5 separate regions of the Homo sapiens genome follow, and regions 1, 3, 4 and 5 are each linked to region 2. Evidence: chromatin loops called from intact Hi-C (ENCODE). Cell type or tissue: A673. All regions are shown on one strand. Region 1 overlaps MMS22L (MMS22 like, DNA repair protein). Region 2 overlaps LOC101927314 (a long non-coding RNA gene). Region 3 overlaps LOC101927314 (a long non-coding RNA gene). Region 4 overlaps LOC101927314 (a long non-coding RNA gene). Region 5 has its middle 16 kb from the start of MIR2113.

Region 1 (5,000 bases), 320 kb before region 2:
TTCCAACTTCAAATCTCTAGCTTGGACCTCTTCCTGAACTCTAGGATCATTATCTAAGTGCCTACTTAACATGCCTACTTGGATTTAATGAACATCTTAAAAAAAATTACCAAAAATGTTAATCTTCCCTCATAAAATCTGTTCTAGCCTCAATCTTCCTCATCTCAGCAAATGGCTATAGTTACCCTTAATTCCTCTCTTTATCTATTTGGTTACCGTATCTTACCCACTTAGCAAATTCTGTCATCTCTACCTTGAAAATACTTTCTTCAGATGGGAAACCTGACCACTTCTCACCACCTCTACTGCCACCACTCTAGCCACAGCTGCTCATTTTTGGGTTATTACAATAGTTCCCTAACTGCCTTCCTGCTTTTCCCCTTGCCTAGTCTTCCTATAAGTCTAGCCTCAACCTAGCAGCCAGAGGACTCTTATCACTCCTCTGCTCAAAACTTTTCAACAGCTTCCAATCTCAGAGTAAAACCAAAAGTCTTTATAACCACTTACAAGGCAGAACACAAACTAGCTCTCCATTACCTCTTGATCCATCTCTTAGTTCTCTTTCCCTTTCTCATTCCACATGAGCCTTTGCTGCTTCCCTATAGTTTCTCAAACACACCAGACATGTTCTTGCCTTCAGACTTCTGCAAAGCATGGTCTCTCATCTCCTTCAGTTCTTTGCACAAATATTACTTACTTGGGCCTTCCTGACCACTCTATTTAAAATCACAACTGCCTCTGGCCTTCTGTATTCCTATCCTATATTCCACTCTTTCCCACAGCATTTATCACCACACATTACACTATTTACTCATTTAGTGGTCTTCCTATGCCCCAACACTAGATTATGAGCTCCATCAGAACAAGTATTTTTGTCCTTCTTCTCCATTAGTATCTCTCCAATGCCTATTAAACTAGGTATTCAGTAACTTTTTTTAAATGAAGAAAATCATTCTCTCCTAAACTATCAAGTCTTTATTTCAAATCAAAGCCAAAGTACACATATTTTGCTTTCTATTTATATACCATTTATCTTCAGCATCTAAGACAGCACTGACTGAACTGATGCATTATTATTTTTGTTGACTGGCAGTTGGGATGATGCATGTACACAAGTTATATCATCTATTAATGACTGCTTAAACTGGCTGAATATCAATATTTATTTTCATAGACATTACAGTAGTTGGAAAATTGTTGTCCTGTCACAATTCTTTAATCTATCATCGTAAAGTCCTAATTATAGAAGTGTTATCAGAATTCAAAATCTTTTCAAATTTAAATCATTAGTCTTTTACACAGCACTTTAAGCTCAGTTTTCCTCGTATACACTAGGATAAATATTGGTTTAAATCTTAGGTTTTTAAAACTATTATTTAAAAATAAATTAAATACCTTTAAATGGACTTCATTCAAGTACATGGAGTTACCATACTAATCACTGTCTATTCCAATACTTCTTAACATATTTTGAGCAAAATACCCCCTTGAGAAGACAATGGCCTCTTCTTAGAAATGATATATATGCGCATATATTCAAATTCTTACCTATAATTTCATGAGATCCAGAGTCCCTTAAAGCCTAAGGACATGTCTTTAGGTTAATAATCAAATTAAGTAAAAATTACAACTTAAAGTAGAATCTAGTAGAAGTCAGAACAATAACATCCTATATATTCAGTGTCATTCTGATCTCATCTTCTTGGGATTGAAGTGGTATTTATTTTATATTCTTTTGCTCTTTACACAAATTAACTTCATCTTATACCTATGTATCTGCTCATACAATTTGAAAATAAACTACTTGAATCACACGTAATCAAATGCTAGTTTACCTTCCAAAATATTACATGCATAAGAAAAGCTTATGTATATTCAATATTTTCAGGATAGAAAATTATCTTATTTTTAGTAAATAATCATTTAATTTTTAGCAATAAATAAGCCAAAGGATCCCAATTTATTAATATGTAATTTGTTTCATCTTTCTGGCTGACAAAATGTTTGCTATACAAGAGTTTGTTACTAAGAAAATAAAGGAAAATACTGACAAAGAGTCTGCAAAAAGAGAAATTAGCAAATTAATAATTAATGCTGACCTGCAGCTGCATCCGCAAGTTGTGAGAAAGGCACTACCTGTGACATTCTCTGACTCTTCAAAAATGAAAAGAAATGTCTCCACAGTGCACTGGCAACTGCAGCAAGGTGGCGCTCTTTAGCCGATAATGAAGACTGTACAAATAGGTCCACATTGTCCCTTTGAAGTTCCTGACACAATTGTTGATGCATACTCCTAAAAAGAAATAAAAATACAGCTAACACCCTTAATAAATGCTTACAAAAATCTTCTTAAAGTACATTTTGAGCTTTTTCCATTTATATCATATGAGAAACATTTTATATAATTAAAACCTTTATGCCAAGACATTATGCATTTCTGGTTGTTTGATGGATGAATGATGGCATATTAAGCATCATAAAGTTAATGTTAACTACTAATGTCAACCATTAATTATATGCTTTTTAATATGTCAGATCCAAATGAGAAAGAGGCAGCTTCAGAATGAAGGTCTGCATTTTGCAACTCACACATGACAAGTGATTTTTACTTAAAATCTAGACATGAAAACAATTTTTAAAACAATTTTCTCCTGAGGGCTTTAGGACATGGATGTACCAAGAGGAAGGTAAGTACAACTGGCTTATGCGTGGTATTTTAAATTAAAATACTTTCCTTGTTTAGAAGACACAGGCCTTGTGTAGTAGACAAAACTATGCTAGATACAATCTTACTACTTTGGTCCCAAAAGATTCATAATCATTCTCACTTGGTAGGCAATAATATACAATAACAAGTTGCTCTTCATAAAATAATAAAACATAATTCGATACTGCCTCAAATTTTGATTAATCATTTACTCACCTTTGCTGATTAATTCAATCGAAAATTTAGATATCTCTAGACCTTAATAGAAACGTGCAGGAAATTGAGGTTACCAAAGAGAGGGAAATAAGAGATCTTCTTAGTGATGTGGAACAGAAGGCATTTATGTTGTGCACCCACTGATAATATGATTATTTAAAACTAAATGTACAACCATGCTATTATTCCTGTTTCTGTTTATATTACTGCCAGATCAACTGAGTAGACATAAATGCATGGATACATTTACATTTGCATTTTTTTTTCAATTATACAGAAAGCAGCAAAAAATAACCAATGGAAATTATGGAGAAGACTTCCTTTAATAGAGATAGCATTCCACTAAGAAAAATAATTAAGTACTTTAAAAAAGATGTTTGATGTTTTTAAACAGTTTAGGGGAAGTGGATAACATGAAAGAACTATACAAAACACAGAACTAGCATGTGTATCTAAAGCAATCCCACAAAAAGATCAAGCTGGTTATAAGATCACATCTTAGAATATTTCGCATAACTACCCAAGAGTGAGTAAAAATTCTAAGTATAAACTGTATAACATTAGGGCCTTGAGCCCCTTTACATTGGAATTCCTGGAAAATTATGGGATATTACTTAATACTACAGGAAATATTCAAAAAACAAGTGAACAAATGGCTGGGGAAAGAGTATACAGTAAACAATTCTCATAAAAGCTAACCAAATATCTGCTATGTCCTCTCTGTAAAAACTTCTTGAGATGCTTTCAACTTGAACTAGTGGCTAGAGAACCATTTCAGTTCCTTTATCTTAGAGTGAGATAAATAACAAACCACTAAAATCTATCTGGCAACTAACTCAACTGCCTATATCAACATAGCAAAGTTCACAGTACATTTCTACACAGTGGAATCCATGTAAAATAATACCACCATTTCTACTGCCCTTTATAGCTTTTTCAAAGTATATTGGTTTCAAAAGACAATAAATAACTTATGGTACTTGAGTAGGATGGATTTTGCTCACCATATCTAAAAAAGCCATTTTATTTACTAACTAAAACCTATTCCCTAGGAAGGAGTAACATTTCTGATCGACCTCTATATATGTGCTAGAAATTCCTTAAATTAATTAAATTCTTTTAAAATCGGAACAACTCTATGAGATAGGTATCATTAATCCTCTTTATAGATGACGAAGCTAACAGTAGGAAAGCTAAATATGCCCAAAGGTCACATGGCTAGAAAGGGCTGGCCCCATCATCTGAACTTAAATCTGACTCTGAAGCCCACTTTTCTTTTTACACACTAAGACATGCACCCTTATGCGCCTACACATACACAAGTTTTAAGTGAATTAAACATTGATAAATTATCTTCTCTTTCTACTTAGGTTAAAGAAATTTCATCCCAGCACTTTGGGAGGCCAGGGTGGGTGGATCACTCGAGGCCAGCAGTTCAAGACCAACCTGACCAACATGGTGAAATCCCCTCCCTAATAAAAATACAAAAAAATTAGCCGGGCATGATGGTACACGCTTGTAATCCCAGCAACTCAGGAGGCTGAGGTAGGAGAATTGCTTGAACCCAGGAGGTGGAGGTTGCAGTGAGCCGAGATTGTGCCACTGCACTCCAACTTGGGTGACAGAGCAAGACTTTCTCAAAATAATTTAAAAATAATAATAATAATAAATAAAATAAAGGAATTTCAGAAAGCTTAAGAAAAGGGGCTGGAAAAGCCACATGTAGCTGTGTCTTTTGAAGGGCCAGGAGCAACATCAGAATTCTAACATTAGGAAAGACTATAAGAAGAGATGCTAGAAAACATGTATTCAAGGCAATAATGAGAAAGGCCAACAAATGTGAACCACCTTTGACCTCTCCACAACAAAACGTTGAGGTACCAGGGAGTATAAGTATGAGCTAACGTGGGGATAGGACTCAAAGTTCTGAATCCATTAGGTTTAAAAAAAAAAAAAAAGCCGAGTGCAGTGGCTTATACCTCTAATCCCAGCATTTTGGGAGGCTGAGGTGGGTGGATTGCCTGAGCTCAGGATTTCAAGACCAGCCTGGGCAACATAGTGAAACCCCATCTCTATT
Region 2 (5,000 bases):
AAAGGGCATATAATCTTTCTCCCTAACAACACACACATACGATAAACCCAATTTCATATTAAATAACAATAAAATATACATTAAAAAGATTTAAATATTTTCATCAAAATGTTAAAAGCAATTTTTTTTCTGGGTAGTAGGATTTTGAATGACTTTTTTTCTTCACATTTTGTGCTCTGGAAAATTTTCTTCACTACATGTATTATTTTTAAGTTATGAAAAATGCATTTTCTTTTTAAAAAGTAACAAAAATTATAGTATTATGTTCAGAAGTGCAAGATTTTGCACTTTTGCAACAGTTTGCAACATGCAAACATTTTATTGTCAATATATTTTATGAAACTGATAAAAAAATCTGGTTCTTTGCAATGCTGATATGTAATCTCCTCATTACCCTGAACCTGGGCTAAATTTTTACTCTGCGATATCTAACGGGCACTATTTTATATATTCATACCTTTTTAAAGATCTTTAGTTGCAATACATTTTGGATGTCTTGATAAGTAAATTTCTTTTATGTAGTTTTAAACACAAGCTTAATTTTGCCTTTCCACTGATTCATAATATATAGGCGAGGAGAGACAAAAAGTGGCATGAATAAATGTGCCTAAGGAAATCCTATTAAATGCTGGTTTCTAGGCTTCATTTTGTACTAATTGGCATCATTTTTCGAGCACTCACTGTGTGCCTGGCATTGTGCTAAGAGCATTTTAAAATACTTTATTTCATTCCCATGTTAACTCATGTTTGAGTTCATATTGTTCATATTGTTATTTCTATTTTATAGGCAAGTAATTGGGTCTTGGAAAGCTAATGGTTTACCAGAGGTCACAGAATCTGAGACTCTTTTTAGACTTAAAAATCTATGCTTTCTAATTGTAAATTAATCAGTTGTTTTACCACATAAATTACTTTCTAGGATTTAATTATTTTCTCATATTTAAAGTATAGGACTTGGATGAGGTTGCGGGGGTAAGAGGGTGGTGCTAAAACTCTTCCTAATAAGAGCTACTTTAAATTTTTCCAAAATTTTATGTTTGTATTTGGGGCTAAACCAAGTGTACTGATTAACAAGTTGTTGAGAGTGAAAAAAGCTTGGAAATTGAACAGATAGGTATACTTTTTACATTGTTAGTAGATAGGAAGTGACTGTCTAAGATCTCTGGATCCTCTAGGGAACTTTCAGACAATACTAGTTAGTGATTCTCATGTACCTTTTACTGGCCAAAATATATGTTAGTTAGCCTTCTGTTTTTTTAAAAAATGTTTGAGGTCTGTTTTAAAGAGTGTCTGTAAGAAGGATATAGCAGTAATAAGAGGGATTAGTTACAAGTAGGTAAGGGCAGAATTATTTATTTGTTACAAAAAGTCCAATAACGTTTAAAGGCAATGATTGTCAGGTTAGAAAACAATTCATCATAGTGAAAAAAGTAATGCAATGAAAGGAGAAATAATAGAATCTCATAATGGGAGAATAGACTCTATATTTGAAAATATTTTGCTGAGAGCACCCTGATACCAGGAACAGATGAAGTGAGTGACCTCACAGGGCTTTTCTAATTTCTGTGATTCCGTAACGGAGCACTCTGAAGGTACCTTGCTTATGACATTTCTGGATTTACATTTTACCACATAATGAACTGCTGAATGATTTTGGTTGAAACAGTTTCCATATTATTGGACGAGTCACCTCATTATTGAATGGAACAACTTCACAAAGATTAAAACTGGAACTTGACTATAATGATTTTCTAAGTTCATTTTATAATCAGTGATGCAATGCTTCATATTCATATTCATAAATATAAAAGGTTTTGGGGACTCTACATGTCAATATCATATGCCATTAAACTTATGCAATTTATTTTTATAAAATACAAAAAATGACCAGAATGATATGGAAACTATAGAGTGCATATTTCCTTTTTATTAGTACTTTTTTCCTCCCATCTCATACAGCGCCCAATTTAGGGCAAAGACAAAACGAAAGTGTATCTTGAATATGCATCACAGGTTCCAAAAATGAAAAGAAATTGGATTTGGATAGCACTTACTCAATAGACAGATATGATACATGGTAAGAAGGTGCACTGTCTGCCCTGTGATAGATTAAACTACTTTGTAGGAAAATTACTGTGAGCCAGTCACCACCACCACCGTGGCTAAATCTTTAATAAAATTCTCTTCCATATTCAGGAGTGAGGTATGAAGTACACAATAAGCAAAGTGAAGTAGAGTGCCATTTATCAAACACCGACCAGGTCTGTAATCTTCTGCTTTATCCTTTCTTTGTACTTTATTTCTTTATTGTTACAAGGAGGGATATTTACCCAGAGCAGTGGGCATGAAGCCCTGATAAACCTCCTCCTTCCTGTCTTTCCCCTTTTCTTACTCCTTTTCGTCAGCCTTGTCAGTATAATTTGTTTCCTTCTAGGTGGTCTTTTGCTTGTTTGGCATTCTTTTTTCTCTTCTTTTCTCTGCCTTTCTTTGAAATGTGCATTCATGATATGGGAAATGACACCAAAACTACAGGAAAATGCAATGGGAATGCTAACAACTACAATGAAGGACTGTCCAGGATGCATTCGGTAATGACTTTGAATGCCTCTTGGCAAGATAGCAGTATTAAAATGTTGTAGACAGCCCCTGGGTGGCAGTGCACAGCCGGTCCTGATGCCATCAAAAGCATTTTCAAAGTAAAGATTTTATATGTGGGTGTATGTGTATATGTGTAATATATATATGTATGTAATATATATGTTATATATGATGTATGTATGTATATGTAATATATGTATGTTTCTATATATGACATGAGTATGTGTTATATGTATATTTGTGTGTGATATATATACATGTATCTATGATGTAGATATGTAATATGTTGTATAAAATATATTTTATTATATATATACACACACAATGCATTTTTACCCAGCTGCTCCCAAACTAAAGAATTTAAAAGTAGCTTTCTATTTGAAAGATACAAATGCTCTATCTAATTTATCTCTTATTTCTTAAGTACAATAATGATAATTTTGCTAAAAATGATTTTCATGTTTAAAAATCATATACTGAAAAGGTCCTAGATATTCTGGCCATGTGATAATGTCTGAAATGTCTTTGAAACCATGCAGATATAGGTACAGATGCAGAAGCGTCTAGAGGGTAGTGAGAATGTGGCTGGAGGTATTTTGTGCCCCTCAATCTGCACACTGCCAGTCTATACAGCAGCCTTGGGGGTAAATTATTTTTAGTACTATTATAACCCTTTTTTATTGTTTGAATAGCAGTTTTATGACAAAACATTTATAGTCAGGCTGTCTTTGTACTTGACTGAAAGAGAGCAATCATGGAGAGTGATAAGGCAACAATGGTAATGATAACTGCATTTATAAAGATGTACAGAATTTAAATGGGTGTGCTAAAATAGACTGGCGGTAGTTCTCTATCTGTACTTGGAGCAGAGATGGGCACAATTCTTGTGGCAGAGATGCTTTTGTTATTTGGGGCAGATGACAGAGAGAGAGAGAGTGTGTGTGTGTGTGTGTCTGCGTGCATGCACACACATGTGCATGCTTTCCTTTGTCATTGTTTCTTCCTTTCAGTTAAATGCACCTGATATGTAGTTGTAGGGTTAGTAATAACAAACAGATAAATATCCTATATTCAGATTGACAATTATCATGATTTTGTGAGATTATGATAAAATGCAACTGCATTTCTGCATAAACTATTCAACTGAAGTATTAGTTCTTTAAAAATTATGATTATTTGCTCTTATCTAGCATTGGTCTATTTCTCTGTCTCTTGAGAATCTACCTCTCATGAAAAATTGATAATTTTCTCTGAGAAGGAGAGGAGGATGGAGGGGAGGGTGCTGTATCTCAAAACATAATTCAAGAGTGAGAGTTTATTCTGTCTGCTTGGTACCAATGGTTTTCATATATTTTTACAGTTTCATCAATTTTCTTTATTTCTAATGTTCTGACCATAAGTAAAAGTGAAGCTTCTTCAGGTCCAGTTACATTCCTTTGTTTCTTTTTTAATTTTTAGATATTTTGTAGCATTAACATAATGATATAACATAATAAAAAGGGTTGACATTGTACAATTGCCTTGTGCTCTACATAAAACTAAAACCATACAATGTGGGTTAGAAATAGTATCTTCTCTTCACAAGGTATCCCCAAGGTCTCTTAAAATCAGCCATACATTGCTGAAGTCTATATTTTGTCTTCCTTGGCCCACTCTCCTCTTCAGCAAAGTTAATAACTTCTATCATGAAGGGAAAAAATCAATTTATTTGTGTCCTACCTTGTTTCAAAAAGAAATTAAGGTGACTTACAAAGATACATAAAATAGATTTAAAACTAAGTGAGGGAAATGAAAGCCAAAGGAAAGCCAGAGAAGGAGGGAAGGGTGGAGAAAAGAGTAACTGTGGAACCAAATGCCTATTGTGAACCCCTATGTGCCTGTGAGACTTGGGCTGCAGATTTAGGTTTTAGCTCTCTAGCAGCCAATACAAAGATGGAAACAATTCCAAGATACACAGAGTCAACATCAAGAGAATAAATAGATTTCTCAGGAGATATGCAACTATTTCAGGGTATTCAGGCTTATAGGAAATTTATCTCCTGGGTTGTAATAGAACACTGTGTAATCCCAGGAAATATGTTTCTTAACTATAGCCTATGGTAAACACACGTGTAAGTATAATAAAAACTAGTTGTAGCATCTTGAGAAAGCAAAAGTCAGTGAAAGCAAGTCTAAAGTTTATTCATTCAGTAGTCATCTATTTAATGTGTCCTCTGTATTCTGCAACAGGCAGGAAATGGAACAGTAGAATAGTAGTGAGCAAGAGCCATAGCCTCCTGCCCTCATCAAACTTACAATTTTTTACTGAAACTGACATCGACAAATTAGTTATGTGTGTGATGAAAAATCCTGCAAGTGATGAGAAGGAGAAGACTCAGCTTAGGTCTCGTAGTCTAACCTAA
Region 3 (5,000 bases), 150 kb after region 2:
TTTTTGATAATTATACTTTTAAATTTTGTGCAACTCTTTCTCTTTCTATGATTGGTACATGCTGAGGCAGTCTTTTTTAGTGTGAAGGATGGAAATATCCCCTTAACTCACTTTAATATTATGAATTATATATATATATATAAAATGTGAGTGTGTGTGTGTGTGCGTATGTGCGTATATATATATATATATATATATATACACGCACACACACAGAAATAAATTTTTTTGGTTTCTTGAATTATTATTTTTTCTAGATGAGTGATACTTAATGTTTATCTTGGTCACTTATTTGTATGCTATTTGATTTTTTCTGGAATCAGATTCTAGGTCAGATTCTATCTTTGCTATCGACTGGTTGAATAACCAAGAACAAGTTATATAGCCACTTTAAACCTCAATTAAAAAAAAAAACATAACAAGAGTGATGTTGTGAGTCATGTTGTGATAATTTAACATGGAGTCAGCACATAGTTCATTCTTAATTTTCTAAAATGCCTTTTATTTCATCAATGACGTAGTTATAATGCCTAATTTTTTAAGTTATAATGTATTGATGGGGCTGGCTTAATTCCACTATAAACCTTTGTTGCAACATATTCCTATTGAATATTCAGAGCTCAGTTTTTCTATAAGCGAAGATAGTAAATGTTTTCAGCTTTGTGGGCATAGTCTCTGGAGTAACTATTCGCTCTGCTGTTATAGCACAAAATCAGCCATAGACAATGCATAAACAGATAGGAGTGGCTCTGTTCCAATAAATATTTACCAAGAACAAGCAACTGGCCAGGTTTGGCCCATAGACCACTGTGGGCCTACCCCTAAAATATATCATGTAACGTTCCATCCAGCATGTTCTCTGGAATTACCACTAAGCTTGGAGTTGGAAGCATAGATTTTAATTTTACTTACATGAGCTAGAGTAAGTCACGTAACCTTTTCAGGCTTTGTTTTTTCCTGATACATAAAATAAAAGGGAATAAATTGTCATTTAAGCTTATTAGAACTCAAGTTATTATTAAAAAAAGAAGCATTTCAACGCAAAAATCTTAATGCTCAACATAAAATGTGAAATCTCTTATTGTATATTCACCATTTGTATCCCATTTTACAATGCATTGTAGTTGATGTTATTTTTGAGAGTGAGGACTATGATGTTTGGTTTCCACTCATCTAAATAAAATAAACTTTACTGTTACTTTTTTGTTGTTTTAGAAATAATAACTTAATGATATATATGAAAATGTGTAATAAATAACAATGTTTTAATGGGTCTTCTATTGTGTTTGAAAAATGAATTAGAAAAGCTCTGCTTCAGGTTTATTTAATTAACTGGAATAAGGTTTAAAAGACGATGATACTAGAGTCTGTAAAATATTTATCACTAAATATAAAAAATATAAATTTCCAAGAAAGCAACATTACCAGTTACAATGGTAACTACAAATGTCTCAGCTGGTTCATAAATGCAGCTTATTTTTGAATGACTATTTAAATCTAAATTTTAGTACTTCTTTACATATTGATAATCCAAGGTGACATGCCCCTACTATTTTCCTTGGGCATTTTAGAACAAAAGAAAATAAACATCTCAAATTCAAATTGAAATGTGAAGTCAAATCTTGATCTTTTCTTGAGGTAGTACAATTATTTTGTTCCAATTTTTTCACATGCTAACATATTTGTAATAGTCTTTTTACAAGTCACCCCTCCCTTCTTCTACTCCTTCCTTCCTCCCCTCCCCTCCCCTCCCCTCCCTCCCTCCCTCCCTCCCTCCCTCCCTCCCTCCCTCCCTCCCTCCCTCCCTTCCTCCCTTCCTTCCTTCCTTCCTTCCTTCCTTCCTTCCTTCCTTCCTTCCAGAAATAGTTGTTAGCTATGCTGGATAAAATACTCTCCAGTACCTGGGAATAGAGATTAGAGAACAGTAAAGATAAGTAAACAGGCAATTGCAATACATTGTGAAAAATACTATAATGCAAAAGTTGTTGAAGGATACTTTAGGGGCAATTATGAGGAGAAAATATCCTAGTGAGGTGACACTAAGCTGAGACACAAAGAATGAATGGGAAGGTGCTAGTTGAGTATGGGAGGGATGGAGTCATGAGCACATGAAAACCAAATGAAAATTAGCTCATGTGCCACAAATTTGAGGATTTGCCTCAGTGGACAGATGGGAGGCTTTTAGACTCAATCCAGAGATGTGGAAATAAATTGTTGACATAGTATGGTTTTGTGGAAAGAATATGTGCTTCTGAGAAAGGCAGATCTAATTTGAAACCTGGCTTTACTTTGGCTTTGTGACTTGGGCATATTATTTAACCTTCTTGATTCTCAATTTCCTCATTTGCAAAATTGAGATAATGATATGTATTTTAAAAGAATGTTGTAAGGATTTAATAGGATAGCCACACAAAAGCGGTGGCTCATGCCTATTATCCCAGCACTTTGGGAGGCTGAGGTGGGCGGATCACAGGGTCAGGAGATCAACACCTGGCCAATATGATGAAACCCCTTCTCTACTAAAAATACAAAAATTAGCTGGGTGTGGCAGCCCGTGCCTGTGGTTCCAGCTACTCAGGAGGCTGAGGCAGGAGGATTGCTTGAATCCGGGGGGTGGAGGCTACAGTGAACCAAGATTGTGCCACTGCAGTGAGCCAACATCGCGCCACTGCACTCCAGCCTGGGTGATAGAGCAAGACTCGGTCTCAGAAAAAAGTGCCTTCCATGGAATTAATGTTTAATTAAAATTAGTTGCTAGTTACTTATTCTTCATATCTTAGTATTGGGAAAAGTTGAAGTCATCTGTGGAAAAAAAAATGTCTTTGACCGTAATCAGAGTACCCAGAGATTGGTTATGCAAAGAATTTTACAACTATCCTCTTTTTTTGCTCCCTCCCTTCTTCTCTCCCCCCTTTCTTATTTCTGCCTCTGTTTTCCTCCTTACAATTATGTTTTCTGTATAAGAAGGGGTTAGTGTCTTCTTCCCAAGCTTTAACTAAAATATGCTTGAGGGCACTTTTGGCTATGTTTCCATAGCTCCTAATGAAGAGTGTACATGCCATAATTCTTGTTTATAATGGAAGAAAAAAGTACAAAACCCAGAAAGGTCTCTAAGCAGAATATGGGGCCACTACACTTAATTAGCTAGGTGCAGTACAGGTTTGGAGTTCTTGGTGTTACCAACGGCATCCATAAAGGACGGAAGCGTACCTTAGGCAAAGAGCTCCACTACATGGTGGCTGTGTCCTTGCAATGGGACAGGCCCTAGCAAAGTTGAAGAGAATGGCAGTTTGAACTTCTCTGGGATACTGGAAGTGTCTCTTGCATAGCCTTTCAATAGTAGTAAATAGTATTTACTACCACTGAATACTCTGCTGATTATTAAGCTGTTATCTCTTTATCTTCATGTCCATTCTTCCATCTTCAGCTTTGTAGACATTCTTTTAAATTAAATATGTTTGTAAATAATGAAGTTAAGGGATGTTATAATGACTTGAGAAGTATAATTTTCCCAAGATTATTTGTCTGTTAAAATCCCTAAATATTTATATCTAAATTATTCTAAATATCCAAACTAAACCCAAACTAAATTTTCACTTTGGGGACCTTTAGCTTCTATCCAACTTACAACATTGCCCTTATGTATTTTTTTTAAAACTAGAACTTCGAAACTTAATTACATTTTCAAACCAAAGATCTCCAATATGGACTTACTATAAATTGTAGTATATCAATTGATGTTTAACTTTTAAATTTTATATGTATAATAGTTATAATTAATCTCCAACATACAGAAAAGTCTGTATTTGTTTTTACAAACTGAGCAGCATAAACATCAACTTGATTAATCTTTGTAGTCTTTTATCACTTTTATTTGCAGGTCTCTTAGTTTGCTTATCACCTCCTTTTTTTATTGTTGTAATTCCTTGATGTATTGTATTCCCTAAGTCTCCTAGGTATTTTAACTACTAGTCTTTTATTTTCTGGTACTCTACAAACATATTTAGTTTTACTTAAGACAAAACTATGAGATATGAATTGGGGTTCATTATTTATGGTCTTTTCTCTAAGGGATACAATTAGAAAAATAATGACAAGTGAGAGAAAACTCTTCTGTAAAAGTACAAAAATGCTTCATTTTATTCAAAAAGCAAGTTAAAACAGCTGCAATAGTACATAATGATATACATAATTTCCTGGGTGTATTGCCTGGATTCTTTTTAACCCTTTAAAAATAGAAATATTTATTATTTCAATAAAAGAAAGCAATCACATAGGACCAAGAGCTCTTGCTAAAAATGTGTATATTTCATACATTCTACTTGTGAAATATAGTAGGGGAAATATTTACGAGCACCATAAGATAGGAAGCTGAAACTGAAATCATTTCTAAATGAAAATTATGTGACAGTTTATCAGTATTTAATGCTAACATTGGTTGATGTGAGCATGAAGAATTTAGTAGCCATTTATCATAACTCTGTGTGTGGTTAGTTCTCTGATATACTTGCTTAGAGTAGAATGGTGTTTTAGTGGCAACATGAACCACAGCTTCAGTCTGAGATATTAAATAAATGGAAATGCCAAAAGAGGATTTGTTTTTGTTGCTTGGATTGTGTGTGTGGTTGTTGTTTTTCACATTCCTGTTAAAAGTAGTCTCCCATACCTTGCATGGGTTGGTTTTTGATCCACACTCCCCTGAACTATGGCTGGGCTTCTGCACCAGATGCAGGTGTCCCCTTGTGCTGTCAGCCAGGAATGATTAATGAGGATTTGCCCCTACTGAAAGCAGTCTTTGGAGCATTGTTCAGGGCATCTGTGGAACTGTCGGGGGAGACAAGGACACAAGTGAACAACCAATTATTTGGCCATCACTGAGGCAGCATGAAAAAGACATCAAATTGGACAGAGAAGCAATGCTTTTGTTTGGAGATCTAATATTATTTTTTAGGTATTAATAGTAACACAAGACTTTTAGCTTGTTTTAAAAGAATTTTGGT
Region 4 (5,000 bases), 62 kb before region 2:
AAAAAAATCTCAGAAGTATCTTTACCTTTTTTTGGTAACATTGCACTTTTATAGCATTACTGAGACTTTATTTTCTAGGAATATAAGGCTAAAATGAAATTTAAGTCATAATTCAATATGGTGAATATTTTAATTCTTGACAAAAATATAACTTTTCTGAGATATATTTATTTTATGAATGCACAAAAGAAATATATATATGAGTTAATGAAAGCTTCCAATTGACATTTTTAGACTGGAAGTTAACTGAGGCCAGCTAAACGTGTTAATTAGTTGACTGTCATTTTTAAATAGAGATTTACAATATGAGTTTGAACTTATTAATATTATGAATTTCATTGTTGTTTTCCTGTGAGCTGTATGAAACTCACCACAGTAGAGAGCTGGATGGTTTCAATATCTAATGACTGAACTTTTCACCTCAGGCCTTGGGTCACATTAGGCTTTGGTTTCAAGTGATTGACAGCCATTTCATAGTAACCTGAAATGAATTGGGGGTCAAAATCATCCAAATGATGGAGAGAAAATGCCCCCGTTAGAAAAAAATAAAGGCAGAAGTAAACTAACCAGTGTAGTTGAAACTAATTGGCCTCCTTATTGGCAAAGGATTGAACGGGCACAGGGACTGAATTAATCTCTTGAATTCGGTGGCAGATCCTTGCAGGTTGAAATTGTGAATTGGCAGGTTAGCATAAGGGGTGGCTGTATCCCCCTAGCATGTGATACTTCTGTTCTGTGAATTTCCATTTTGTGGAGCTGTCAATCTGAGGCTTTTGTGAGCATTAAACTTTCTTTAGAAACAACACCACTAAAAAAAGAATGACCCCACCTCCTAAACTACCACATAAATCAGCTTGATTAGTAATCTCTATTAAGAGACATTGAGTTTTGAATTGGCTGGGGTATTGTAGGTCCAGAATGAAGGACTTGGCAGGCCCAAATAGGGAAGTTTGAACATCTGCCCTACTCCGTCCTAGCACTTCTGCAAGTTTTAAGCCTATTCACAAATGGCCTAAATTATAAAAGTGCAAACTGTAGTTCTCCACAAGCAGTTTTTCAAATAACATTAAGGGGTGAATATATAATATTAGTATTTATTGAAGGTGTAGAAATTCCATAAAATATTTTATATTAAGGAGAAAGGTAACAGTAACAGACCTTTATATTTGAGCCCATTAATACCAGCTTTCTTTTAGCATTCTTCTTTTCTGTAACAAGTGAAGTTTGATCTTGAATTTTTATTCAAAGCTCTGTAAACCAAAGCCACAGATGGGGTATTGCTGTGTCATTTCCATGGCCTTATACAGATTACAGAATGTATGCAGCTGTCCCATACTCCCTTAATAGACCTTCAGCTTTTCAATACATCTTCCACTGATGGCATTTCTGTGGATAAACATCATTTCAGAATGAAATGTGCCAGATGTCCTGCAGTGCACTTAGGTACAACAAGGCACTTTTTAAAAAAGTCGCGCCTGTATTATTTACTCATTTAGAGAATGTGACTTCTGGAATATACATTGGAAATCCAAAATTTGCTGAATGAGAGAGGAAATATTATAAATAGTTTTTAACTCATATGTACCTTAAAATTCCCTTAAATACATTTTTTCTGGACCATAAAGAAATCAATGTTTTATATCCAGGTTTCTCATAATTTTTTCCTCTAGGAGGCATAACTCAATCAAAATCTCTGGTTACTACTGAATAGAAATAGTCCTTTTTATTGAGGTTAAAAATTGCTAGATCAGGGATTTGGAATATATATGTATGTCTATATATACACACATATATATAATGTTTCCTTTAGTATAGCTAATTTTATGAAGCATTCCTTTCAACATTCTTGAGTTTTATATTCCTGCCACAAGAAAATATTATTTTCAAGTTCTGTATTTTGTTATTGTTGTTGTTAAGAGACTGGAATAGGTGATCCAAATGAAAGTAAAACACCAGTGAGAAATGGCAATTCAGGATCATTCCAATATCAGCATTTGATTCTCTCATATCAGATGCAACTATACCACATGCTCAATTGAGTGCTTGACTGACTATTGACTTATGTCATTTAACATTTTTTTACATACATACCACTCTTCAAAGCCTGCAAATCATTGACTGCAAGGACCATATCTTCTGCCACTTAATATGCCTCGTTGCTGAACACAATGTGAGATTTTAGTCAGTGGCTGTTGAGTTGATGACTACGTTTATGGTAAACTAGAACAAGGAGATGTGTATTAAATTTTTCTATGAGGAAATCCATTTTCACTTATAAGTGCTTATAGATTATACCAAAGATATAGACTTCACTTAATTGCGATATCGCAAACTGTGGTAGCTTTAGTGTTCTTCAGCATGTTTTTTATGCATTTTTCATTTTTTAAAGAGTGAGATTTGTAGAGGCAGTCCACTAATAGCTGATAAAACTGAGGTACAGACCTTTAGATGGTCCACAACTAAAGGAGATGGTGCTAGGCTGTATTTTGAAGCTTCTGAGAATCCCTAGGAATTATTTAAAAGAGACACGTCCTTCAATATTGCATAAACTAATTATCTATGAACTGTTTATCCTAAGCAAAATAATAATAATAATAATAATAAATCATAATGAGAAAATGTTACTCCAGGAACGTTGACAATTATTTAAAATCTCACTATGTATTTAATTCAAAAAGTGTGATTCTTGAGGCTGTATACTTTTCTATGTGTGCACTCCCTAAGAAAACTAGCTGAAACTTTTAATGATTTATCAAATCACTTGATAATTTTATATATTGTCAATTTACCTCCTCTTCCTAACAGCAATGTTCCTCTTAACACAAAATATACTGCATTTAGAAAACTGAAACATATTTATCATTTGTCTTGCCATCAAGGTTTTTAGAAAATATCTGCGCTGTAGTTCTGTCTCTGACAGCTGTGTGGTTAATTTTTCGATCCCTGGTATGTAGCTGTCTCTTTCGGTGCTGCTGCGTTTGCAGCCATGCTGTCAACATCCACCAGAGAGCAGAGCAGCTCCAACCCCCACATCTTTCATGCTAGAAATAGATGGAGACAGTAACACAGTCAGATCCTTGGCCAAACAACGCGGATTGCAGTTCATTTCAAAGGTCAGCACATATTTAAGCTTGCTTCATTACTGCCACCTTTATGCCTGAGATTTTCATTTAAAAAAAAAATCAGTTTACCCAGGTTCCTTTAGAGACAGAAAAATGAAAGTGCTGAGTCCTATTTTCATTTGGAGATATCAAGCTTTTTATCAAATTATAGTGGTGGCGTTTCAGAATATTTCATATCTGATCAAGAGGGAAATCCAAAAATAATTTTCTCTTTATTCAGGAGTCTTTCAGGCAGGAAAACTGTTTTATTTTTTACTTAATATTGTGCTCAAGCCAATCATTTTAAATTCATAGAGAAAGCAGACATTTAAAAACAATTTATAATAAAAATATTTTGGAGTTTAATATTTTTATTTATATTTTCTAATGAAAACACCACAATTTGTACTCTTTCGACATGTTTTAACTTATCAACTAGTAAAATAAATATACACACTTTCCTTTCTTATATTAAGGATGGTGAACAAGTGGATAATTATAAAACACTTTCTAGTTAAAAAGAAATAGTTTGCCTTTTAAGAAAAAAGCAAGGATGGTTTATTTTGTTTTAAATCAAATCTGTCCTTTTCCTATTTACCATAAGGATCTAATATACATAGGAAGAATATGATACAGTATACATTAGGAATATTAATATGGCCTGTGTATATTAAGGATTCTCAATGGTTTATGTCACAGATATCTTTAAAACTAATACTTTATTTTTAATTAAAATAATTAATTTTGAGACGAAGCTTTACATCTTCTTTGCAAAAACAGAGTTCTAGGAAATGAAAGAAAATCATTCTGAGATAGGATGTACAAGCCACTGAGAAAATACATTTTCAAAATAGTGTTTTAATAAAGGTTTTTGATACCAAAATGTGAAAAAAATTGTATAAGTGGTTTCGTTAATCATTGGAAATTAAACTGCCTATAATTTTTTTAATGACTAACAACATAAGTAGTAAAAAATTTTTCAAACTTGATGTCATGATCATTTTAGATCATTGAAATTTATATTTTTCTTGTAACACATTGTGGGAACATAATTATGGACATACCTTAGAAAGAGTTTAAAAGGAATGCCTGGAGGCTAAAGGCTTCCTAAAAGAAATACTCACATACTCAGGTTATATAGCTGAATATATATATTATATATATATATAATATATATATATATACGTATATATTTTAGTGATAATTTTAACTAGGTTATTTTAATTTTGGCATTCATGTATTTCTGAAATGAATATTTAAAATACACTATAACTGAAAGAGGAAAAAACATATCTATATTTAAAGTATAATAATTTTAGATTTATAAATAGATTTTATAAAAGTTTTTTGAATACTTCATTAATACTTTATCTATAACTTACTTTAAAATAATTAAGAAATGTATATGGCTGAAAGTCCAGTCATCAGTTGTATTTAGACTTGGACTACTTCACTCAATTCTATAGGCTGGTTGGAATTTGAAAACAAATTCTCATTTGTTTTCAGGAATAATGATCTATAAAAAGTATGTGAATGAGATCCAGAAAATATGATAGTAGGACATTAGGATAAAAGTAAGAAATGTGAAAGGTGAGAAAACTGGGAAAAAATAGGACCTCAAGTCCCTTGGACCATCCAAGTGCATCTTTTAACCTGAAAGATAACATGAACCCTTTTTCTTGTCCCTCAGATTCTAAAGTACATGGTGCTGATTTTACTTGTTATAAATTCTAACGTGACTTATATATAGGTTCATTTACTTCTTTCTTAGATGCAATTTAAAACAACAACTCAGCATTATGAAATAAAACCAGGTAACAAACTTGCATAAGTGCTCCCTGAATCTAAAGTAAAAGTTGAAAAAATTAAAACCAGCAATAAAAGAAAAGCAAACTTCTA
Region 5 (5,000 bases), 540 kb after region 2:
CAATAAGTCATGGTCATGCAGAGTGATCAATTAGCACACTTCATAAACACACTGGCAATTCAGACATAAGATAGCCAGCCTTGGAGAATTCTTTATTAGAGAATGAAAACCATTTAATGGATCAACATGTAAATCTTCAGTGTTGTATGATGAATAACATTTAGGCATCATGTTTTTGAGAGTCAACTTTAGGAAATGTGTTTTTGAGAACCAATTTTAGGAAATACATCAAAAGTAAACTTTGGAACTTACCCCAAGGCCTGAAGTTACCCTGCCAAAAGAAAAAGCTATTTAAGAAACATGCACCAAACAAAAAAAAAAATCTTTAATTAATTAATTAATTAAAGCATTAATTAATGGTCACTGACTTCTCTTACCATAGTTTCTGTATTTAAAAACTTTGATATAGAAAATAAATTATGTTCCACATTGTAAGTATGTTATGAGGATAGGTGGGATATTATAGACAACAGAGCATTTTAAGTCAAGGTAATCTTTAATGACTCAAGTCGACTCCTCACCATTTCATAAGTTTTTACCAAAATTTCATGGAAAATAAATTCTCTGGTCTATTTGTACTTTTTATTGCCATTTCAAGCATATATGGAGTCAAAACATATTTTTAGTATTGCTATTTTTTATATTCTTTACTTTTAGTGAATGTTAATTCAGAAGAATCTTTTACACTTCCAAAAGGTATACATATTCTTATGGCCTGTAAGTGAAATGCTTTCTGATAGTAGCTGGATATGTGTGCAAGTTTCACATAATTTAAAAATAAAAGAATCCCTTTCTCATTTCAATATTTGTGCTTTCAGAACGATTCCTTGATTTCACATAATAGCCTCTGTGGTAGGTTTTCTGAAAGAAAATGTATATGTGTTGTTAAAAAAAATAGTTTTATTTTTTAAGACTAATTCATCCAAAATAAAGTTTACCAAGTTATGTAATATTTCTCCTTGAGCTAACTCTTCACCCTCTCATACCCAGGGGTATAAAGGAAAGAAAGCAGAAAGGGGGAAGTCTAATTTTTTAAAAAAGATGTATTGCATTGTTGTGAACAAATGTTATCAGTGCTGCTCTCATACTCAGGGAGTGTGTGTGTGTATGCTTCCTGTAGGTCTTCCCCAAGGGAGTGCTGAGGCAAAAGGCAGAAAGCTGCTGAGGACAGAGTGCTCCAAAGATCCCACTCCACCTCAGCCCTGCCTTCTGCCACTGCTGACCTTTTAGGCACAGCGGTGAGCCCTGTGCCCTGCAAGGACCTTTCAGATTAGGTAGGTGAGGGTCTTTGGGAATAAATCTTGAGCAGATAGAATTTGCAGCCTGCAGATATAACCATCTACGTTCGTCATCTGAAGGCTGTCAATGCGTATCACCGAGGAAAAAGAAGAAAAAAAGGCTTACTTTGCAAAACTTCTATAAAGGAAAATGTGTGCAATGGAAAGTACTTGGAGTGATGTGCCCATTATGCATTCTGGAATCAGGCATTATGCAAAAGGATACATCTCCTGCATGCCTTGTCCTTTCACATGGGTCTCAGAGTAGCCCTGAGGATGAGAGCGTCCTTGGAATCTATTTATCTAATGAGTTGGCCATCCTAAATATTTACCATAACAATATGGCAAGCATTGCAGGGGTTAACTCACTTCCTATTAGCCTTTTCTCAGCACTTTCCTCTTTGTTGGGGTGAATTTATTTGTGTAATCTGAAGAATGTGTCGACTCTGCTCTGGACACATTGGCTCTGGACCACACCCAGAGGGAGCATGTAGAAAGGATCTATGTTAGGTGATACCCTGAGAGTGGAGATTTGTAGCTTAAATGAACATTATTTCTGCCAAATCATTTCAAATATGTTGTTTAGTTAAGTTCTCTTCCCTTTTACTTCTTTTCTGTGGATGCATGGTGTCATTTTATCTCCACCCAGGAACTTGTGTCAACAGCTCCCTCCTCGGACCATTCACTAGAGTTGCAATGTCACCATGTCAGAATCTTGCTTTTGTTTTTGTTTTGTTTTATTTTTAAATCTGGAATGTTTTTTACTACTGTCCATTTGCCTTTCACTTTGATGTCTGTGATTAGCTAAGCTCTCTACTAATTCAGACTGAGTACACACAATCAGCAGTCCCATGTGCCTGGATTGGCATATCAATTCCCTTCTGCTCCCCTTGGCTGGTTGGGCTCTCTTTGTTACTAATTTAGTACTCAGTTTCTTATGTTCTTTAAGAGCAGAACTATCAAACTTTATTTTCTCTAAAACTTGATTATATTAATAATACAGAAGACTCATATTAGTGTGTGTGTATCTTTAATTTTTTATTTTGTTGTCAGTTTGTTTGTTTTTTAAACGTTTAGAAGCAGAGTTGAGTATTTCCTATTAAAAACCTGTTGCGCCTATTGGTGTAAACTCTTTAAGTCTGACCCTGATTGTAAGATTATCTGATGACAAAGTATGGACATGCCTCCTACACTGAGCCTTTAGCAGAATGGTTTCAAGATTGTTTTCATTTATTGCCTGTTGAGAAAAGCCGCAGGAAAATGTCAAAGTAGTACTCAATGACATGTTATACTAGTTTTAAGCAAAGGGGTAATTTTTAGTTTTTTATTGTTGGTGCAATTGCCTGTGTATGTTTTTCTTTATGCTGTCTTTACATCATATAGCTTTATTTTCTCCTTCTGTATGTTTGTGGCCCTTTGATTGCCAAATCTTTTCTTGCTTTGTGATTTGGATGAAATCCATTGCTTATCTGTTAGGGTTCTCTCATCAGGTTTTCTTTAAGCCTTGGGATTTTTCCTCATTTCCTTTGTCCCAAAACATGAATCAGAATGGGAGTGTCTCTGCAGGAGGGGAGGGAGAGGAGACTGGGCTGAGTGGAAGAAAAATCTGCTTTCAGAAAAGATGCTGTTTCTTGAGGGGGTCAGACCTGAGGGAAAGTATTGAAAGTCTAGCAAACTCAAGAATCTTTTTCTCCCTTCCCCCAGCTCCAACCCCTAACACAGGGGAGATTCAATACTGACTGTCATGTTATCCACTGGAGAATTTTACTAATAAAATTGTATCCCTGCTCTATTCAGGGTAAGTTTACATGTTGTCACAATGATATACTTCATTCTGATTTTATTATTAAGCTGTCTCAGCAATTCATTTGAAATATAGTCATCACGTTTGAAAACTAACAAAGTTTTAATGGAAGGTAGTGAAATTTTTATACAAAATAGATTTCTTCCATGACGGATTGTTATTAGCTTGGAATACTCAGTGACAAATCAGGTAGTGTAATACTAAGACACATTTAACAGCCTTTATGGTTTTCATGAGTACAGCTTAAATTATTGTCTTTCGCATTACATTCTAAATATAGAAATAATATAGAAGATATGTATGGTTTATCAAGTGATGACCAGTGGCATATTGCATCTTGTTTAGAGTCAGTCCTCTTGTCTTATTGGGAATATATAGTTTAACAAGGCACTTGCCATCATTTCCTTAACAGGGATAATAAACAGAACAATTCTGCATAAAAGCTCATATCAGCTTCTTTCATGCCTTTTCTTTTCAGAAGGCTGCCTAAGGGTTTAAGCAATTTACTGGTCTGACCCGCATCCTTTCTCTGCAGTCTGCGGTTCTTTTGTTTAACATTAGTATGTGGGCAAACAGCATTCTGAGCTGTTCAGAGCTTATCAGCCTGCGTTCAGTCAACCGGAACCCCATTCTATGTATCTAAGCGGGGCCACATTTAATACTTCACAGTGGGAGCATCTGCAGTTTCTAAAAATGACTTGTTTATCAGATAAACTCTGTCCCTATGCTGACAGATGTGGTGGATGGTGGATCTTCAGTATCATACTTCTCTAATATAGGCTTGTACAAAATATAGTATGCTGAGGGACAGCGAGACCCACAGACCAGAGTAATGACAAGAATCATTTATGTAGACACTCTCCAACTGCACTCAGAATTTACTTATAGGATATGGTGGGGAAGAGGCAACTCTCAGATTCTCTTTTGGAACTGAATAAATAACTAATTCTCATGTTACTAAAGTGTTAAGTAGAGGAAAGACATTTTCACTGTTAACCTAACGTTTTATGATTTCATTGGTAAACACTGTAAGGTGTCTTAGTGCCATGGTCTGATAAAAGCCAGGAGCCTGAGGGGGTTGACTGAAATATTGATCATCATGTACCCAGTGGTACCAGAATGTTAGAAAATTAGAAGAAGTGGTCTTAGGAGACTTATCTGCCATTAACCCAAGATAATGCTAATATAGTCTGTTAACTCAAGATGATCTTTTCTTTAAATTTTTATTAGAATTTCATGAAGTTATTTTAAACATGTTGAGGAACTATAAAACCCTGCTTCTAATCACTATCCCAATTTGAGATTTTATACTCTAGGCATATAGTATTATGCAGTTATTTTGAAAGCATTGCCAGTCTTTATGAATGTATGTATATATGTATACTTATGCGTATGCATACATGTATACTTCCAAAAATAAACTAAGTATTTATTTAACTATAGCATTTCCTAATATTGTCTTTGTTCTCAATGGAATGAATTAAAGGATTTTTTAAATGTACATTTTTGAGATTTATTCCCAGAAGAACTCCAGTTATGATAGAATTATCTGTACCTTACCCTGACATCTTGGCATTTCTGAGGTAGCAGCCCAAAGTAATGTTAAGTAACACAAGTATGGACAAGCTAGTGCCTTACCAAGGGGACCATTGTCACAGAACAGGAGCTGATTTTAACTGATATGGTTTGAACCTTAATGCAATTCACATTGCTTGTAGTAGTCTTATAATTTAGCACATATGTTACATTTTTGCTCCTACCTATAATTACTCTTTGTATTAAAGGATTTTCACCCTAATTATTTCTCTACTAGTAGCCCCCTTCACCTCTCAGCTCCCTGCTAATTAAATACTTTTAAACATGCCTTCGTTATTAATTGTGAAGTGTTGCCATAACCATATGATATAATAATTATTTGG

The links. Peaks named below come from ENCODE experiments on the same cell type or tissue, not always from the same donor. Only the 100,000 strongest peaks of a DNase experiment are listed, where the experiment ranks them.
Region 1: a loop joins it to region 2, with 2.4 times the contacts of the local background. A loop is called at or near these places in 5 of 110 quality-filtered maps.
Region 3: a loop joins it to region 2, with 7 times the contacts of the local background. A loop is called at or near these places in 2 of 110 quality-filtered maps.
Region 4: a loop joins it to region 2, with 5 times the contacts of the local background. A loop is called at or near these places in 4 of 110 quality-filtered maps.
Region 5: a loop joins it to region 2, with 5 times the contacts of the local background. A loop is called at or near these places in 20 of 110 quality-filtered maps.

The regions. Positions count from the first base shown.
Region 1 is chr6:97,184,398-97,189,397 of GRCh38, forward strand. It overlaps MMS22L (MMS22 like, DNA repair protein), which reads right to left. Exons shown (of 25, transcript NM_001350599.2): 15 at 2,100-2,293. Among named protein-coding and RNA genes, the nearest start is that of MMS22L, 96 kb to the right of the region's middle. In A673, a CTCF peak has its summit at 2,204; a DNase peak (open chromatin) is centred at 2,214; H3K27ac peaks cover 909 bases.
Region 2 is chr6:97,499,441-97,504,440 of GRCh38, forward strand. All of the region lies in intron 1 of LOC101927314 (a long non-coding RNA gene), which reads left to right. Among named protein-coding and RNA genes, the nearest start is that of MMS22L, 220 kb to the left of the region's middle. In A673, a CTCF peak has its summit at 2,634 (motif pointing right); a DNase peak (open chromatin) is centred at 2,621; H3K4me3 peaks cover 1,215 bases; H3K27ac peaks cover 1,968 bases.
Region 3 is chr6:97,651,654-97,656,653 of GRCh38, forward strand. All of the region lies in intron 3 of LOC101927314 (a long non-coding RNA gene), which reads left to right. Among named protein-coding and RNA genes, the nearest start is that of MIR2113, 370 kb to the right of the region's middle. In A673, no CTCF peak of the experiment used is centred here; a DNase peak (open chromatin) is centred at 2,048; H3K27ac peaks cover 4,365 bases.
Region 4 is chr6:97,437,774-97,442,773 of GRCh38, forward strand. The region is part of intron 1 of LOC101927314 (a long non-coding RNA gene); the gene reads left to right. Among named protein-coding and RNA genes, the nearest start is that of MMS22L, 160 kb to the left of the region's middle. In A673, a CTCF peak has its summit at 2,995 (motif pointing right); a DNase peak (open chromatin) is centred at 3,018; H3K4me3 peaks cover 1,271 bases; H3K27ac peaks cover 2,613 bases.
Region 5 is chr6:98,038,438-98,043,437 of GRCh38, forward strand. No RefSeq gene overlaps it. Among named protein-coding and RNA genes, the nearest start is that of MIR2113, 16 kb to the left of the region's middle. RefSeq lists enhancers at 740-1,537, 1,538-2,335. In A673, a CTCF peak has its summit at 1,971; a DNase peak (open chromatin) is centred at 1,934.